Regions from separate parts of the Homo sapiens genome. Here region 2 is linked to region 1. The links are chromatin loops, found by intact Hi-C in ENCODE. Cell type or tissue: HCT116. All regions are shown on one strand. Links, peaks and the distances in the headings refer to the core of each region. The heading gives the core; the rest is flanking DNA.

What was found. A loop is a pair of places that touch in the nucleus more often than their neighbours do. Peaks named below come from ENCODE experiments on the same cell type or tissue, not always from the same donor. Only the 100,000 strongest peaks of a DNase experiment are listed, where the experiment ranks them.
Region 2: it touches region 1 in a loop (3-fold over the local background); 5 of 110 quality-filtered maps call a loop at or near these places.

What each region holds. Positions count from the first base shown.
Region 1 is chr5:93,074,193-93,083,998 of GRCh38, reverse strand. LOC124901025 (a long non-coding RNA gene) reads left to right here and starts at 8,306. Exons shown (of 2, transcript XR_007058868.1): 1 at 8,306-9,646. RefSeq lists a silencer at 5,053-5,102 and an enhancer at 4,617-5,816. In HCT116, for the core only: no CTCF peak of the experiment used is centred there; a DNase peak (open chromatin) is centred at 5,188; H3K4me3 peaks cover 1,339 bases; H3K27ac peaks cover 4,662 bases.
Region 2 is chr5:93,559,635-93,569,440 of GRCh38, reverse strand. NR2F1-AS1 (NR2F1 regulatory antisense RNA 1) reads left to right here. Exons shown (of 8, transcript NR_186187.1): 2 at 5,978-6,077. Among named protein-coding and RNA genes, the nearest start is that of NR2F1-AS1, 17 kb to the left of the region's middle. In HCT116, for the core only: no CTCF peak of the experiment used is centred there; DNase peaks (open chromatin) are centred at 5,060 and 5,410; H3K4me3 peaks cover 1,263 bases; H3K27ac peaks cover 4,916 bases.

The DNA of each region.
Region 1 (9,806 bases), core at 1,179-9,178:
ACCACATAGGTAATGACAATTTTATTCCTGGTTGTGTCAATAGTTTTACTTTATGTCTGGATTTCTACTGGAAGGTTCATCTGCAACCAGTGCTTTTACAAAAGTACACCCATTGGTCATAATGAGTTTAGGGTGCACATAGAGGCTGATAATGAATTTGAAAGAATTATAGAAAAAGCACCCTAAATGTAACATGGCCCAAATGTCTAGACCTGCAATGCCATTTTTGTATACAAAAATTAGCCTATTATCCTTAATTTAATAAGCAGAGAGTCTGTTTTATTGCATTTAACTTACACCTCTGAAAGCAAACTCATTTTTACTGTTCTAGCTTATGAATGATGAGCTTATTCTTTTAGGAGTGAGTGTAGGTGGAAAATAGATAGGGATTTTTTTTATAACATGAGTAGATAAAATACCTACTTCCTAGGGTGCATATTAGATCATAATGTAAATGCACAGATGATGGTAAATTGAGGTGGTAGCAGTTTCTAGTAATGTAATTAAATAGGAACCCCCAAATTTAAAAGGTTATGGGACTCGAAATAACAATGGCTATGAAATAAAAGTATTATGTATTAGTTATCTGTTACTGTGTAATAATACTACTACAAATTCTAAAATTAACATGTTTATTATCTCACAGTTGCCATGGATTTTAGCAGTCTGGGAACAGTTTAGCTGAGTTCTGTGCTTCAGGGTTTCACAAAGCTGCAATCAAGGTGTTGGCTGGGGCTGCAGTTTCATCTGAGACTCGCCCAGGGAAGGATCTGCTTTCAAGCTCACATGAATGTTGGCAGCATTCAATGCTTTGCAGGCTGCCAAACTGAGGGTCTCAGTTTCTTGTTGCTTGTTGGCGGAGGGCCACTCTGTGACCTCTCTCCATATGGCAACTCCCAACATGGCAACTTGCTTTGTCAAAGCCAAAAAGGGAGAGAAAATCTTTTCTCAAAATAGACATTACAATCTATGTAATATAATTGTGCACACACACACTTGCACACACACACAATCATGTACATCCCAATAAAAAGCAAAATCAGGATGAACTTAGCAGCAAGGTAAATGAGATAACATATGTAAATTACTGCACATAGAAAGTGCTCAATAATTGTACTTAATGAAATAAAATCTTGTTATAGATGCATTTTTAATTATCACTTGGTGTATATTTGGCTTTACAGAACAAATGGATGAAGAATGGATTAAGTCACTGGACTACAGATTTTCCTGACCCTAAGAACTTCCCTAGGTGCTTGTTAAACTACACATTTTTAGGTCCTACTCTTGGATATAATGATAAGTAGGTCTAATTGGAGTTGATGATTCTTATGATCAAACAACTTTATGAAAAATTGATTTGTGTTAGAAATTGTTAAACAAAGTGAACAGGTGAAATACTTAGAGTGTAAATAACCACAACTGTACATGATTATTATGTACGATGGATTGAGGATATAATTGGAAGTCCTAAACAGATATGTATGGCAGAATGTGAGGTGAATGGTGTATAACTGTGCTACTTATTGGTTGATAAGAAGCTGAAGGGGAGAATGGCAGGGATTGGTGGTCTCCTAAATGAAAATTAGAACGATTCAGTTATAAGAAAAATCAGTTGAGGACAAAAGATTTAACAGAAGAAAGAAAGGGAAGCAAAATTGAAGGTTTTATATGTATAAAAATAAATTCTGATAACTTTATATTCTTAACAAAGGAAACGAAACATTGAGATTGTTTGAGATTAGACATGAGGAAAGAGGGTCTGAGAATATTGGCTCATGTGACAAGAAGGGAAAATCTAGGGGGTAGAAATGAACCAGTGAGTCCCAAATGGGGGCCTCCAATTTTGAATATCAAGAGTATTCTAACTAAAGAGGAAACTGAGGGTGCACTGAACTTAGATGGGTGTAAAGAACATGACTCAATTCTGGCAAAGATGTGAGATTTTAACCCACTTAAAATGTCAAGAAATGTTTTTATTACAAAAGTTTTATAATATGTTTTGAAATAGGGAGCACGATGCCTATAATTTTGTTCTTTTTGCTCAAGATTTCTTTGAATAGTCAGGGTCATCTCTGGTTTCATACAAATTTTAGGAATTTTTTTCTATTTCTGTGAAAAATGACATTGAAATTTTGATAGGAATTGTATCCAACTTGTAGATTGCTTTGGGTAGTATGGACATTTTAACAATGTTAATTCTTCCAATTCGTGAACATGAAATATCTTTTCATTTATTTGTATCTTCTTCAATTTCCTTTACAGTGTTTTATGGTTTTTAGTATATAGATAGATCTCTCACTTCCTTGGTTAACTTTAATCCTAAGTATTTTATTTTTGATGTTATTGTAAATAGGATTGTTTTCTTATTTTTATTGTTTGGATAGTTCATTGTTAGTATATAGTAATGTTACTGATTTTTATATGTTGATTTTTTAACCTGTAACTTTACCGAATTTGTTTTTCAGTTGAACATTTTTTGGTGGAATTTTTAGGGTTTCCTATATATAAGATTATGTTATCAGCAAGCAGAGACAGGCACGTTAATGGAATAAAAACAGACACATCAACCAAAGGAACAGGTTAGAAATCCCAGAAATAAACTCAAGTACTTACAATCAATTGATTTTTGACAAAGTTTCCATGAATACACAATGGGAAAAGGATAGACTTGTCAATAAATGATGCTGAGAAAGCAGGATATCTACTTGCAGAAGAATAAAATTGGACCCATATCTCATATGATATACCAAAATAAACTCAAAATGGATGAAAGACTTAAACATTAAGACCTGAAACTATAAAATTACTAGAATAAAATATAGGGAAGGCTGGGCATGTTGGCTCAACGTCTGTAATCCCAGCACTTTGAGAGGCCAAGGCAGGCACATCACTTGAGACCAAGAGTTCAAGACCAGACTGGTCAACATGTCAAAACACCATCTTTACTAAAAATACAAAATTCGGCTAGGTATGCTAGCACATGCCTGTAATTCCAGCTCTATTCAGGAGGCTGAGGCAGGGGAATCACTTGAACCCAGGAGGTGGAGGTTGCAGTGAGCCAAGATTGCACCACTGCTCTCCAGCCTGGGTGACAGAGAGAGACTCTATCTCAAAAAAAAAAAAAAAAAAAAAAGGAAAAAGAAAACAGAAACATAGGGGAAAGCTCCCTGACATTGATCTGAGCAATGGTGTTTTTAGACAGAACTCCAAAAGCACAGGCAACAAAAGGGAAAATAGAAATGGGATTTCATCAAACTAAAAAACTTCTAGACAACAAAGGAAACAACAGGGTGAAGAGATACTCTCCCATGGATTGGGAGAAAGTATTTGCAAACCATACATCTGATAAGGAGCTAATATCAAAAATATATAGGGAACTCAAACAACTTAATAGCAAGAAAGCAAGAAACCCAGTTAAAAAAAAATGGCCAAATGGTCTGAACAGACCTTCTCAAGAGAAGAGTTATGAATGGCCAACACAAATATTTAAAAAATGGTCAGCATCTCTAATCATAAGGAAAAAGCAAATTAAAATCACCATGAAATATCACCTCATACTTGTTAGAATGGCTGCTCTGAAAAAGACAAACGATAACAAGTGTTGGCAAACGTGGAGAAAAGAGTACGGTTGTACTCTGTTGGTGGGAATGTTAATTAGTATAGCCACTTTGGAAAACAGTATGGAGGCTCCTGAAAAAAATGAAAATTGAATTAATCTATGATACAGCAATGACACTTCTGGTTATATATCCAAAGGAATTAAAATCAGTATGTCAAAGAGTTATCTATACTCCTTTGCTTATGCAGCATTATTCACAATCTCCAAAATATGGAAGCAACACCCATTAATAGATGACTGGATGAAGAAAATGTGGTATATATTCACAATGAAATACTATTCAGCCTTACAAAAGGACATTCTGTCATTTGCAATAATATGGATAAAATTGGAGGACATTATGCTAAGTGAAATAAGGCAGGCACAGAAAGACAAATACTGTTTGATCTCACTTGTATGTGGAATCTAAAAATGTTGATCTCATAGACAAAGACAGTAGAAAGTTCATTACCATAGGCTGGGGCTGGGGTGTGGGGAAAAGAGAGACAGAGAGAAAGGTAAAATATTGATCAAAGTGTACAAAGTTTCAGTTAGATTGGAGGAACAAATTCTAGCCATCTATTTCACTAGTTTCTGACTATGGTTAATAATAATGTATCGTATATTTCAAAATCACTGAAAGAATAGATTTTTAACATTCTCATCACAAAAAATAAGTTGGTGATGTGATATATATGTTATTTAGCTTGATTTAATCTTTCTGTAATATCTACATCAAAACCTCACATCAAAACCTCACATTGTACCCCATAAATATACACAATTTTTGTCAAAGTAAATCTTTAAAAATGTTGAGAAATGAACAGAAAAGTCCACAAGTCTTTCAATTCAAGATGAAGTTGAATGCTTTATAATATTTTACTATAATCCTATTGTCTGAAAAGATATATTTTATCAAATTTGAAAATAAGAAAAATACAGCCTCATGGCTTCTCTTAGAGGCCTTTCTTTCTTTCTTTTGTATACTGCACGTGGCAGGTTAACAGGGCTGAGCTGTTTTGATTAACTATCCAAATGTTTAATCAATACAGCAATAGCAAGATGCATTCTGGCTGTGAAAGACCTTGGAAAGGTCCCACTTGCCTTATGCTCCACCCCCAAGTGGGACATCAATGAACTATTACATGGTCCCTGCATATCAATGCAGTAGGGCTTAGACAAATACAGTGTTAATGGATAATTGTGGGTCACCTTGTCAAAATATGTTAAATGCCCCTTGAGTACAGATTTTTTCTCCCTATTAAAAATGACAGTAAACTGCGACCTTGTTGATATCATACATGCTTTCAGGAAGCAAATATTATTATTCAGTCTGTAACAGGTTTATTGATTTATGGGTCAAAAAATTCATTATGACTAAATTATAAAACACACTTTCTGTGTTGATACAACCCACGGTAATTGTGTGACAAAGTGCTGAACAGTCTTACTTGGTTTAGGCAAAATACCTTTATGAACATTCATTCAGAAAACACACATAGAGGCAGCTTCTAGCAGAATGATTCATAAGCAAGGCCTGTGTCCCTGTGTGTCTGGGATATCGACATAGCACAGAGTCAGGGAAAGTTCACTCGGTGACCAAGGTCCTTGGATTCTGGCCAAGAATATGCCATCTGTCAGGATGGTGGTACGTGCAGGAAGCCTGAGCCTTGGACTCTTGCCTCCCACTAGATCTATTCACAACGCTGTGAACACCCACACGGATCCTCCACTGTTTCTGGTGCTGCTGAAGGACAGAGGATTGCTTGTCATCTGGTGCCATGAGTCACAAGGAGACGAATTGTGGCACTTGGTACTTCTAGATTCCAAGTGCTGCTTCGGCAGCATGACACACAGAATGGAATGGGTTAGATTGGCAGTCATGTTTGAGGTTTTCTTTTTTCTTTTTCTTAAACATTTCTTAAGAGGCTGGTAAAATGAAGATTCGATGGCCAAGAATGTAGATTATGCAGAGAATGTCAGAATTTATTTGTCATTTTATCATTTGTTACTACTAAGCCTAAGATAATGCTAGGTCGAAACTGAAAATGAGATAAAAATGACATAATTGGCCAAGTTTTTTCTTTCACTATGAAACCCATTTTTTTCCCTTCTGAGAAAGAATGCAAAAATATTTAAAACCATAGGTTGTGTGCTAAGAGATGCATGAATATAGAAAGCATTATGCTACTTTAATGGGTCATGGAAAGAAAATGTGTCGTACAAGTATAACACACACATTCAGAATGTGTAATAAAGGGTAGTGTCATCTTTAAAAATGAAAGAAAACAGCATAAATAACTAAAATGGGAACCCTCTTAACATGTCAGTGATTTTATTAGAGGAATAGTTTCATTTTGTATACCCATCTTCAATTTACCTCAGGGTAGTTGAGTATAAAGTAACAGTTTACACATTATAATGAAATAGAATAAGCATCTCAGTTTAAAAATTCACTATGTGGTGGGAATTTATTCTATCAGAGAACCAATATAAGGTACACCACTCTTTGGTACATGTAATTTGAAGGTATAGATGCGTAAGAACACATACATGCAGTTTTTACAGTGTAGGAATTAAATGACATTCCATTTGAGGGCTTAATTCTATTTCACTGCAATATACCAGTCTTCATGTACTTCTGGTTGCTCATCTGGCCCTTTGAGAAGTAGAAAGAGACACCTGAAATACTCCTCCTATGAGCATAAACCATGCAATGGCTGCCAGATTATCCTCTAGGTATTATGACTAGAAGATGTTTAGAGTTGAAAGAAGCCCTAGAAATCATCAAATTGAAATTTCTTAGTTTCTTGATAAGAACAATGAGGTGCACAGATGTTAAGTGGGACAAGGCCACGCAGCAAGGTACTGGTAGAAACAGGATAGATGAAAACTCAAGATTTTTCCTGATGCTTTCCACTAAACTGTGCTGCCTCCTTCAAAAATAGATCAGCCTTTCCTTACACTAAAACATTTCATGTTCTCTGGAAATGGAAGATTATTGCTGTTGCCATGCTACTTCTCTTGCTTTATGTTTTGCCTTTGCTATATTAGCTAACATTTACTGAGAAATTACTATCTACCAGGCATTCTTCTAAGCATTTTATAGGTACTAATTTATTTAATCTTCACACAAGGCTATTATCCCTTTATAGATGGGAGACTATTTTTTTCATTTACCTCTATATGTTCTCTTTCTCCTCCTTTTTTTTTTTTTTTTCATAGAAGGGATTACCAAGGCTAAGACATTCCAAAAACTGCCCAAGGTCACCAGCTGGTAAGGGGTAGCCCTGACATTCTAACCAAGCTTCTTGGCTTCAGAGACTATTCTTTTCATTACTAAGTAGATGGAATTTCTTTTTTCCTCTAGTACATGGAGTTTCTCCTGAGCTTGATTCCAGTCCTCCTCAGCACCATCACTCACAAACAACAAGAAAGATATCCTAAATACCCTGGTTCATCATTACACATTGTGTGCATGTGTTAGACCATCACATGTTCCCCAAATATATGTACAATCCTTCTGTATATTAAAAAAAAAAGGAAGAAGAAAGAGAAAACACTAACAGTTGCAGCTAGCTCTCTATCACCCAGTCCGAGTGGTGGCGCTTTGTTGCATAATGTTCTTTCTTAGAAGATTCCTGGCCTGTGCTGCCCTAACTGCTGCGGCTAGAAGCTATGTTTTGATGCAAGATGTGTTATATATTAGTAATTTGTTTTTTGCCTATACACTGTTCAAAACTCATGTACTTTTTGAACAGACCTTAATGTAGCTGACGATATTTAAACCTGTCACTATTTTGGAACCAATATCAAGTATTCCAAAGTAATGGTGGTAATGTAGAAGCATCTTTATAATTTTTGTAATTTTAATTCTTGTAAATAAATATCGGCAGGTTGATATGCTTAAATGTAATAAGTTGTCAGGCTAATTATATCATTTAAAGTTTTATTAAGACCAATATTTAACTCTTCCTATTGACAATCATTATATTCTATATAGTTGAATTGGGCTTAAAATGATTAGGTTGAGTCACTTAAGAAACCAGCCCTTTGGTGAAAAACCTGCTTATAGCAGTGATACGAGAGGAAATTCCAGATAGAAGAAAATAAACTATTTTTTCAGAGATGAGTAAGTGTTCTTCACATTTTTTAATGAATAAGATGAGATAGTGTTCTCCCTTGCAAAATCATCACTCTTTGTGGCTTTGTATGTTATTTTATCTATTTCATTTATTTTTTTCCTGGAATCTCTATAAGGAAGCTCAATTTTTGTGTGCGCATTATTCTTTTTGCTGTTCATGACTTAATTTAGTCAGGAAATTATAATATGAACCCCCCAAATTTTAATGTCTGAATTTACACATTAAATAATTTTGCTTCTTTAAATTATTTGAAGCTTGTACAGAGCTTCTTATTGACAAAGTGCTTGACAATTATATCATCAAAATAAAATATTTCTCACTAATTTCATTACTTTTAAATATTGGTCAAATAATAAAATAATATTTATAATATATTAAAATTTAAATTGTTTATACCCATGAAAACCTAGACAGAGAAGGCCACATGAGTCAAATTGTATAATATTCAATATTAGTTTATTGCACAAGCAAATATATATACAATTTCTTTTCTTTTTTTCAGGGATGGATCTCACTATGTTGCCAAGGCTGGCTCGAGAACTCCTGGGCTCAACCAATCCTCCTGCCTCAGCCTCCCAAATAGCTGGGACTACAGGTGTGTGCCGCCACTCTCCCCTTTTTATTGGAAGAGAGTTCATAGAGGACTGAGCACCTATTTAGTATATGTTTCTAGGTTTGGTTACAATTTGTTAAGAAAAGTAGATTTGCAAACTCACTACTTTTGAAATATTAAAAATACATGCCATGAATTTCTACTTCAGCACAGATTTGGACAACCACCTTATGTATGGAAAGAAAATTTACTGAATTTAGTGCTAGGCATAGATGAGAATTTCTACTTGAAAAAAGCCCTTAAAACTTTTCCTGCTGTACTGTTCAATTATTAATATATTTAATGCACAGACGCAGTTCACAATGTGGACTGATGTGAACTTGTGTTGCATTGGCTTTATAAATTAGGACAGTTGATTTTACTTATCCTCCTGATTTGCCCAGATATGATCTCTATAAAAAATCACAGAAATTTTTGTAAAATAATCTTGCAGTTCTTGTTTTTGCTCTTTTTCTTATTTTTTTCTCAACAAAAAATTATTTCTGATGTTCTATTTTCACTTAAATGAAAACATTCCATGGAAGAAGTACAAAGAAGTAATGCTTTGAAATGACAGTCCCTGAATTTTCAAGAAAGCCAGATTCTTCCACATCCATAGTCTTCCTTTGTCCTGTTAATAATCCTCATGATGAGAGGAAAGTTACTGCCTAGTGTTTTATGACTGGGAGAATGGAGTAACAAGAATCTAAGTGGTCAGAAGTAGAGATTGTCAAGAATACAGGCTCTCAGGTTTTGGTGTCTGTGCTCCATCAGCCAAACTTTGCCCTTTTCTAGAAAAGACCCAAGTGGTGAAGTCACTAATTTTGTCATTGTTATTATGTACTGGAGAAAAATTAAATGATCCACCTCTTTATCATATACTGAACTTTCATGATAAGTAACACATGTGGAGTAACCAAGGCTTAGCCAACTAGGGATTAATGTTAGAAAATGAATTTTGCTTTCTCTATACTTGTTTAGAAATAGCAAAAGTTCTGTAAGGGGATGGCTAGGGGCCAATGGGAGAGGTGAAGGACCTTTATCACAGTATTTGTTTGGTCCCCATCAAAGTTCCTGGGTGCCATGGAAAAGTGTTTTTCTTTTCTGGACCCTTTACTTCATCTGCAAAATGGTGAGGCAGTTAAACTCTCTGGCTTGCTTTTATCTTACAGGCATTCAGTGAGGTATATAACCTGCAATATTTCTTAAAAGTTGTATAGGTTTTGCTGACCTGAATTCTTTCATGTTCTTCTTCATCCTACATGTGTAACTATTCCATGTTATCGGTCCCCACGATGAAAGATAATGGTGAGTTACTTGGTGAGGTTTTCATTGTTTTCATCAGAAAAATAATTTGGGCTGGAGCTGTGGAGAACAAGTGTTGTGTTTTTAACATGGACAAAAAAGATCATGGGATATGATTTCCCGTGCAAAGACCATTTTTCCAGCAATATATCATACCTCTTTT
Region 2 (9,806 bases), core at 789-8,788, 490 kb before region 1:
GGGGAGATAAGCCCAGGAGCAGGGTAGTGCAGCAGTGCAAAAAGCTTTCTAATAGTCCCCAAGTGTTTGTTTCAGCAACTTTTGTGGATTTTTTTAAACCCGCTTTCTGATTCTGGATCTTGTAATACCTCCTTACTTTGACATAGCCCTTAAAGCCTCTCTTGGCCGAATTGCTTTTAAGAAGGTTAATTTTCTATTTTCTCCCTTCTCTTCTGTCTTCCTGTGTACTAATGATGCTGTGGGAAATTTTAGGGTCCAGAGAGAGGAAATCGCTGACAGGCTCGTTGAAACCTTGTTAGGTGACAAGGTAAGGGTTGAGGTGTGTGGGTGCGTGTGTACCTCAAACCTATGAGGAGAGACTAGAGTGGATACTGGGAGAAAGTCATTGCTTTTCCTAATTTTTAAGGTGTACCTACAAGGCTATCCTGCAACTTTTTCACCATAAGCTCAATCAGCTGGTACATCTTTAATCAAAGAAAATGTTTGGGGCCCAAAGCAGTCTAGAAAAGAAGGGTTTTGCTCTTGTCACTGTCAAGGGTAGTAAAGGAATTAAATTTATTTACATGGCTGTTGTTCCTCTCGTTCTCCCCTAAAATAAACATTTCTGTGTAAGATTTCACTGGATTAAATTGCTGACAGTTCATCAGTAGCAGCAACAATGTAATTCTTCTAACCTTATTAAATCAATAAATACTAGATCCATGCATTGAATTAAAAATGCATCAGCATAGCCAGGAATTGTGATCATATGGCCACGGACCTCAGACTCGAACATGCCACTCAAAAATTGAGTAGTTAGCATTTATTTAATCTTTTTCTGTTTTGGATTTGTGACTAGGTATTCTGGGGTTTTACCATTTCAGGGACTCGTGTCAAGTTTTCTTTGGTTTATAATCTTGAAAATTCTTTTCTTTTACTGACTTCTCACATTTAACCATGAATATGATGCATGCATTTAGAGTAGTAATGCACTGTGACTTTGTAGTTCTTGCCATTAGTTTTCATCAAGGAAATATACTTCTACTTAGAATGCATTACTCTAGTAAGACATAGTAAGGTGCATAACTTTCTACAGAAGCACAAATAAATTTAAATACATAGGCTTTTGTAAAAGTATAAATAAATATACTTAGTTTGAATATACTGCTGTACATTTATTATGTTTATTTGTAAAAGAAAACCACATTTATCTTCCAACACTGTCAACTACATTATGAGCAAAATTATTATTTATCATTTTAAAATAAGTCATTTATTTATAATCTGACTTGCTTGCTGGAATTTACACAAGAGCTTGAATTAAAAATTTTAAGTCTTTAAACTTAACACAGCATTAGGAAGTAACATATATCTTAAATGGTTACATTTTATGTGTGAAGAAGTACCTCAAATATGGTGTACCAGGAATTAGTCAGTTAAGTTGTAGATTAGTAGGTAAATTTACACTTAGTTTCTGGTGAAAACAAGGACCATGTATAACACTTTGTAGTTGGATGGACAAAGTAATATTTATTTTACCCAGATATTTGACCATACTGATTAATGATGCTAATTATTTAAAAACGTTCATCTCCTATTGGTGTCAGCCAGCATAGATGGTACTGAATTCTGAAGATACAGTCACTGGCCCTTGGGTTCACCACACTGTGGAAGAAAAATCTTTATTTGACGAAATAGGCAATCAACTGAAATCTATCCTCTTTAAATAAACTGATTCCTCAGTATTTTCTCAGTGTTGGTGTAAGTTGTTGCCTGTGATATCCCCCAGGGCTCTTTTCCTCTGCTCTCTGATTTGGTATATAAAAACAGCTCTGAATGATGGATTACTGTGTCATTGCAGCCTGCAAAGGATTAATTTGTTTCATTGATTTCTCTTTAGGCAGATTGCCAGAATTTGCTGCTTCCCACCTTTGCTCAAGACTTCTACAAGTAATAGACAGTAATAGCCTAAGACAAATCAGCTTCTTCTTGTAAAAATAAAATCAGGAAACTAAGAGTCCTAGGAAAGCTATGGCAAACTTTTTTACTGGCATACTGAAACAGCAATCAATAGGCTACTTCATTTGCTTTACAAATATTTGTAATTGAAAATTTCCTTGAATTAGCAACATACTACATATCATATTAATAGATCTTAAGGAAGCATTTGTAATGTTTGTTCCATAAAAATTTTCCCTAATTTGTAAGGATTCCGTTTAACCCAGGAAAAAAAAAGGTGTTGTCTATGTGATTGACAAATACTTCTTTTTCTGTGCCAGATTTCAGGATCAAATAACATATCAACATAACTTTAAGTCAATTTACCTGTAAATATTTATAGGACTCTTTTGCCCAAAGAATTTTAGAAACTTTGGACTGAGAATATCAGATGATAGAAATAGAACTGTTTAAAGAAAAAATAACTTTTTCTGATAAAAGTAGTATATGCCCATAAGACAGAATTTACAAAAATTAGAAATGCCATTTTGTATAATAAGGTTTTCTCTAAACTTTATTCTTCTAAGCATTTAATGTAATATGATTAAAATTATTAAAGTCATTTATATTGACTCTATAATGTTTTAACATATCTACTTTAATTATTGCTCTATTAGACAACTCAGATGTTTAATTTTCATTTGTATAAACTAAGTTGTAATGAATAGCATTTTAAATAAATCTTTAGCCATCCCTATGGTTATTTCCTTACAATATGTTATTAAAAGAGAAATTACTTAGACTGAGAATATAGACTGTTTTTTAAGGTTCTTGATATTGATTGCCCAATTGTTTTCCAGAAAGGTTCTACCAATTTATACTGGTACTTAAAAAAAATTCCTCTGTAGAGGCAGCATTCTAATTCATGTTACATGAGCAAAGAAAACAGAACAACACTCTTTTTCTTGTGTTCTGAAAGCAGTGGTAGCGTTTTGCATATATTTAATCTGTCAGAAGTATTTTCCCAACTGCAGATGTGAAATAGGCTGGTTATACACATCTATTTGTTTCTCTTCTGTAGTGCTGAAAATTATATTGATTTAATGATCTCAAGTTATACTTTTTATGCAATTAGTTGTGTAGTAAAAACTAATATTGTCATGTGCTAATGTCTTTTTTCCTCTATTGTGCTATGGTAGTAGTCTATGCAATATCAGCAAGTTTATACTTTCCCTTTGCTTTGCTGAAAGGAAAAAGGAACATCTGTTTCCATTATATATCTACATCATAATGATAACAATTAAATAGCTATTATGGTAGTATACAGTAAATATATTTTGCTGAATGACCTGTACTTTCTTGTTGGAAAATTTCAGATATTTTGGAGGCACTTAGTTTTTACACATAGGTTCTATGTAGATATTTAGATAGGCCTTTGCTTACTTTAGGTAAATTATTGCAGTTCTTATTTGTTTCAATAAAAACAACCAGCCAATCTGACGATGAAACACTAGGCTACTAGATGTGACTCTTGAATGTATTTAAAGTACAGATTGTTAAGTATGTCTCTCAATAGTCTTAAATGGGTTTATCATGCTATTAGTAATAAAATTTATTTTGTGTTTTGTGCTATTTGTGTAGTACTTTTATATTTTACTAAGTTAGATTAGAAATAGTTATATATATATATATTTTAGCACATTACGCTTTTTTTTTCTTATGTTGGGGGACACAGTGATATTTACCTTTTAAACTCAGCAGGAGAATATTTGAAACCATACACAACTATTTTCATTGACCTTTAAAGTTCCAGAGAAGTGTTTTCATTTATTTTACCTTTTGATTAAAGATGTTTTGGTGATTACATAAAAAAAGACTAGAAAGTATTTCATACAAAATGGTATATGAAGAAAAATAAGCATCCATATACCCCAAACCCAGTTCGAGAAATAAAATATTAACAGTACAATTGAAGCCTTCCAGAATATATTTCTTTATGGCTTCTTGAAAAGATAATTATCCTAAATTTGGCAGTTATCCTTTTTGCTACTTAGTTACTTTTTTTTACATGTTCTAAAAATTTGATGTAAATAAATTTAAATAAATACTTTTTAAATAAATACTTTTTTAAATGTTGGAGCTGTGACTGTTGTTAGAAGTCTTTTAATCTTATCACCTATGACTGGGCATGTTTCTCTGTTTTAGTGTCCTCACCTGTGAAGTTGGGGGTAGGCCTCTATGGTCTCTGCTGTCTTTCTAGGTGTAATTAAAACATTTTTTTCAGTGCTTCTTGTGTTCCATATGAAACAAAATGAAACAAACAAAAGACAGAGGCCAAGAAAGGCTAAGTAACTTGCCTAAGACTATATAATAAGTCACAGGGCAGGGAATAAAACTCAGTTTTCCTGACTTCCATTAAGGTTGTCTTTTCCTCACTCCACATTGCCTGTCATTTTTTTTCTGATTATTCTTAAGAAGGAGTGAGGAGAGAGAATAGAGAAACAGATTTTTTTCTCGGACTATCTTTTCTGTAGGGAAAAACCACTGAAGCCCTATTAGCCTGGAAGCTGCTTATAGGGTTACAATACTGTGTGTCCTGCAGAACCTGTGAAGCTCTTCTGTATTTTCTGGACTTTCCTGGAAAGTCATTTAGATATAATGTAATAAATATAATAAAGTAGTTTAGATATAATGAGGTTTTCAATAGGCTTCTTACTCTACAGTTAATTTTTTGATCTCTTTAAATACCAGGAAAATAGGATGGGCATAAACACAAGCGTCTTTTTACATGTATATGTCTCTGAAATTCAGTGTTTTAGCAAGCAGGTCTTTAATAAATTACTTTTCCTTTTTTATGTAGTTTATACTATGTTCAAATCATAAATGACCTTCTGTTGGAAAATGGGCTTGTTTCTTGTTTCTATTCAGTAGCCAATATGCCAGAGTACTAAAGTGAAAATAGCACAAATAATGTGGAAATACATTTTTAAAATCTCTTTGGAGAAAAACCCCATTCTAAAAATAGCAACTTAGAATTACATGCATGTACTTTCCCTTTCAGGTTTTTACTCTAACGAATTTAATTCATTCTTAGTTGAGATGACTAAGCTTGAGTCATAATATTCACACAGTGCCATGTCTGTCCTATGAAAAAATAGCAATGTAACTGGAGGTTGGAGTTATATATTTTATTGTAAAACCATCTTTTCCCAAATCTGTTGCTTCAAGATCAAAAAGTTGGTTTAATAAACTACTGCTTCCTTCTACAAATGCATACTTGGGAACTTATAATAGTAACCATTTTCTTTAGGGTGGGTGACGCTGCTAATAGTAGCTTTGTCTGTGCTGTAAGTATTCTCCAGGTAGTTGTGTGTTTTTTTTTTTTTTTTTTTTTTTTTTTTTTTTTTTTTTTTTTTTTTTTTGAGACGGAGTCTGGCTCTGTCACCCAGGCTGGAGTACAGTGGCGTGATCTCCACTCATTGTAAGCTCCACCTCCTGGGTTCACGCCTTTCTCTTTTCTCAGCCTCCCGGGTAGCTGGAACTACAGGCGCCAGCCACTACGCCAGGCTAATTTTTTGTATTGTTAGTAGAGATGGGGTTTCACCGTCTTAGCCAGGCTGGTGTCAAACTCCTGACCTCGTGATCCGCCCACCTCAGCTTCCCAAAGTGCTGGGATTACAGGCATGAGCCACTGCACCCGGCCTGGTAGTTGTGTTTTAATAAGCAGACCAGGTAACACATTTATTTGTCTGTATTTTAGGTCAAATTATCTTACATGTTCGTCAGCTTCTAATAGGAAAATTTCCGTGGTATATTAAGTTGGGGAAGAGAGATCTAATGTGATTGAGATACCAGTATTCAGTACACCTTTTATTTAGGCATTGCTTTATTTGCTCACACTTACTAAATATACTTTCTTTCATTTCTGTCTGGGAAAGCTTCTTTAGGGTGTGTGTGAGAATATTTCAAAAAGCAACTCTTTGTCTAATAGAAAATTCCAGCAAATATCTGTAATATAAGGAATTTTTTACACTGATTAAATTTCCCTGTGTTTCTCCAGCAGGTAGATGAAACTCAAGAGAAAAGGTGTGGATAAATGAAACTAGCCCATGATGAACCTGTTTTCTCCGTGACCACAATATTAACCAGGATGAATGGCGGTAAGAATATTGAGACTTAACCACTAAACCAGCAATGCTAAAACCAGAGACCCTAGTGAAACACAAGAATATATAGTCATTGTGTAGTTCATATATGTTACCTCACTTTCTTATTTATTATAGCTCTCCATAGAGATGTGGTGTGGTGTTAACAAAAATAACACAGAATGTGGTAAATTTACTTTCTTGCCCATATATAATCCCAGAATTATAGGGGCTTAAATATATACACCATTTCTACTCAGTTCTTAATGACTTCACTTTAGACCAAGTTGAGATTATTTCAAAACCAGCATTGGCTATATATTTTCCATTGACACAGCCAGTACATAATTTGTAGCTGTGACTTACAATTCGTGGATACAAGGGGTAGAATTTTCTCTTACCAATGTTAGATTTGCATGATGTAAAAATTTGTTCATGTCCTGTTTTGAATGCCCAGTTCTTTAAGATTTTTCTGTATTTGATTCTTAGGAGAATTATGTGACCATTGTGCTTATTGTTCTCGAAGTATAGATATTCAACACATATTTATTGAGTTTTTATCATGCTTAAGGCATGTGGAGTAGATAAAGGCATACTCCCTGCCCCAATTACTATCCATAATAATTGATATGGTCTTTTGCTAATAATTTAACGGATTATATTTTCTTAATATAATGTATTCATGTGATTTTTATTAATATTACTATATTGGGACTTTAAGATAAAAAGAAAATATATTTAATTTTTCCTTGCTGTTCACTTTTTGAAAAAATGCTTGGAATTGAGGCTGGGTATGGTGGCTCACGCCTGTAATCCCAGCACTTTTGGAGGCTGAGGTGGATGGATCGCTTGAGCTCAGGAGTTCGAGACTAGCCTGGGCAACATGGTGAAACCCTATCTCTACAAAAAGAATACAATAATTAGCCCAGCTTGGTGGCATGTGCCTGTGGACCCATCTCCTTGGGAGGCTGAGGTGGGAGGATCACTTGAGCCGGGGAGGTCAAGGCTGCAGTGAGCTGAGATTGCGCCACTGCACTCCAGCCTAGGAAGCCTGGGAGATAGGAATTGTAATTTGGGGACAGCCTAAATTATAGTATTATTTAGTATGTATCTTAAATAAATAGAATATGGCATTTGCTAACTTTATCTTATTATTTTCTTTTCTTTTCTTTTCTTTTCTTTTTTTTTTTTTTTTGTAGAGATGGGTTTCATTATGTTGCCCAGGCTGGCCTTATACTCCTGGCCAGAAGCGATTCTCCCACCTTGGCCTCCCAAAGTGCTGGGATTACAGGTGTGAGCTATAACACCCAGCCATGTTTGCTAACTTTAAATCAGTACTTAAAAAAAATCTTAGAGTTTTTCTTAATACTTCAAAATATTTTGTTTAAATTAAATGTGTCAATTTAGTTATCTCCTTGCAAATAACATTGTTTTCTGAAAAGTGACCTTTATGTTGTTTAATTGAGCAAAAAGCACATTCATATTTCGAAAACTCAGCTAACAAAGTCTGTTTTAAAGTTAGGAACTACACTAAGAATAAAGGCAAAACATGTTTTCATAAATATGTATGTGTATAAATATAATTATAAAATTTGTTTTGTTTTTTTTTTGAGACAGGGTCTCTGTTGCCTGAGCTGGAGTGCAGTGGTGTCAACACAGCTCACTGCAGCCTTGACCTCTTGGGCTCAAGTGATCCTTCCGCCTCAGTCTCATATGGAGCTGGGACCACAGGCATGCGCCATTATGCCCAGTTAATTTTTTAATTTTTTGTAGAGACGGGGTCTCACTTTGTTGCCTGGACTGGTCTTGAACTCCTGGGCTCAAGCGAACCTCCCGCTTTGGCCTCCCAAAGTGCTGGGATTACAGGTGTGAGCCACTGCGCCTGGCCTGTTTTCATAAATATTAAAAAAAAATACCTATGTTTGGTCTTGACCATACATTAGCTTTGATGCTGATGCTAATATTGTTGAACTTATTATAGCATTGAACATATTTTTATAACTCACTAAAATTTTTAAAAAGATGCTAAGAATAGTTATCTCTTGCACAAGGAGAAGTGGGTTGTTGATATATTTTCCAACAAATTTGACCAGTGCAGATAGCTTTTTTATTTTTTTTTTGGAGATGGAGTTTCGTTCTTGTTGCCTGTGCGATCTCGGCTTACCGCAACCTCTGCCTCCGAGGTTCAAGTGATTCTCCTGCCTCAGCATCCCTAGTAGCTGGGATTACAGGCATGTGCCAGCACACCCAGCTAATTTTGTATTTTTAGTAGAGATGGAGTTTCTCCATGTTGGTTAGGCTGGTCTCGAACTCCCGACCTCAGGTGATCTGCCCGCCTCGGTATCCCAAAGTGCTGGGATTACAGGCGTGAGCCACCATGCCCGGCCATCAGATAGCTCTTTTAGATAAAGAGGTTAACAAAAATACCACCATTCTTTCCATAATAATTGCAGTCTTTCTGGACTTAATTGTGCAATTTCTTCTACTTCTTTATATGTAGATATAGGAGCAAATTTCAGTTCACAGGTATTGAAATTCATATGGGAATATAATTTGTATCTTTTGTAGATTGTTTGCATGATATAACAAGGTCCTTTTGAATTTGGTGATTTGTTAGGTTTTGCATTATTTAAATATTTCTCAAAAGAAGTATGTGAATTCAAAATATGTATTTTCTTCAATTAGCTGATTTTTGAGATGTATATTTTACAAGATTTATATTTAAAAGAGATAAACAAACACATCACTAGTTCCTGGTAGAAGGTTCAGTGGATTATACCATCCTATTTGAGTTAAATTCATATGACTCTAAATTGTAAAGGTAGTTTTTCTGGACTGGCTAAAGCTTACAAATTTGAGGGAATAAAGGAGTGGTATTGTAGAGCTTTGAAAGCTGCATACCAACTAATGTCAACGACAAAGCCAAAAGTCACTGAGATCCTGTTTGTATTTTAGTTCCAAGATTAGGTTTTGAATGTGTTTTGAGTTTTGACAAATAGTTTTAAAATTCGGAAAGTCCTACATTTTATAGTCAGGAACTAGCCAAAGGCAATATTTTGTGTACAGTATACGTGAACAAGACTTTTGTTCTTACATGAGCTTGCTTAATTATTTTTCCTACCCAAGAGAAGTGTAAAAAAATCCTTAATTTATAAACATTCCTTTTAATAAAAATAGTAAAGCCCTATTATTATTATTAATATCTGTTAAGCACATTTCATATATCATCTAATTTCTTCAGTTTTTATAAAATGTAAAACTACCATTTTATTGATGAAGAGTTTGAAGCTCAAACATGGTTAAGTAATTTGCTCAAGTCATATACAGGCATATTTTGTTTTATTGTGGTTCATTTTATTGTGCTTCACAGATACTACGTTTTTTACAAATTGAAGGTTTGTGGCAACCCTGTATAGAGTATGTCTATTGGTGCCATTTTTTCAACAGTATGTGTCACTTAGTGACTCTGTGTCATAATTTGTAAATCTCACACTATTTCAAACTTTTTCATTACTACAGTATCTGTTAGGGTGATCTGTGATCTTCGATATTAGTAATGTAATTGTTTTGAGGTGCCACAAATTGAGCCCGTTGAAGACAGCAAAGCTAATTGATAAATGTGTGTATTCTGACTGCTCCACTGATCAGCCATTCCTCTTTCTCTCCTTGGGCCACCCTATTCCCTGAGACACAATAAGATTGAAAGTGTTGTGCCAGTTAATAACGCTAAAATGGGCTTCAAGT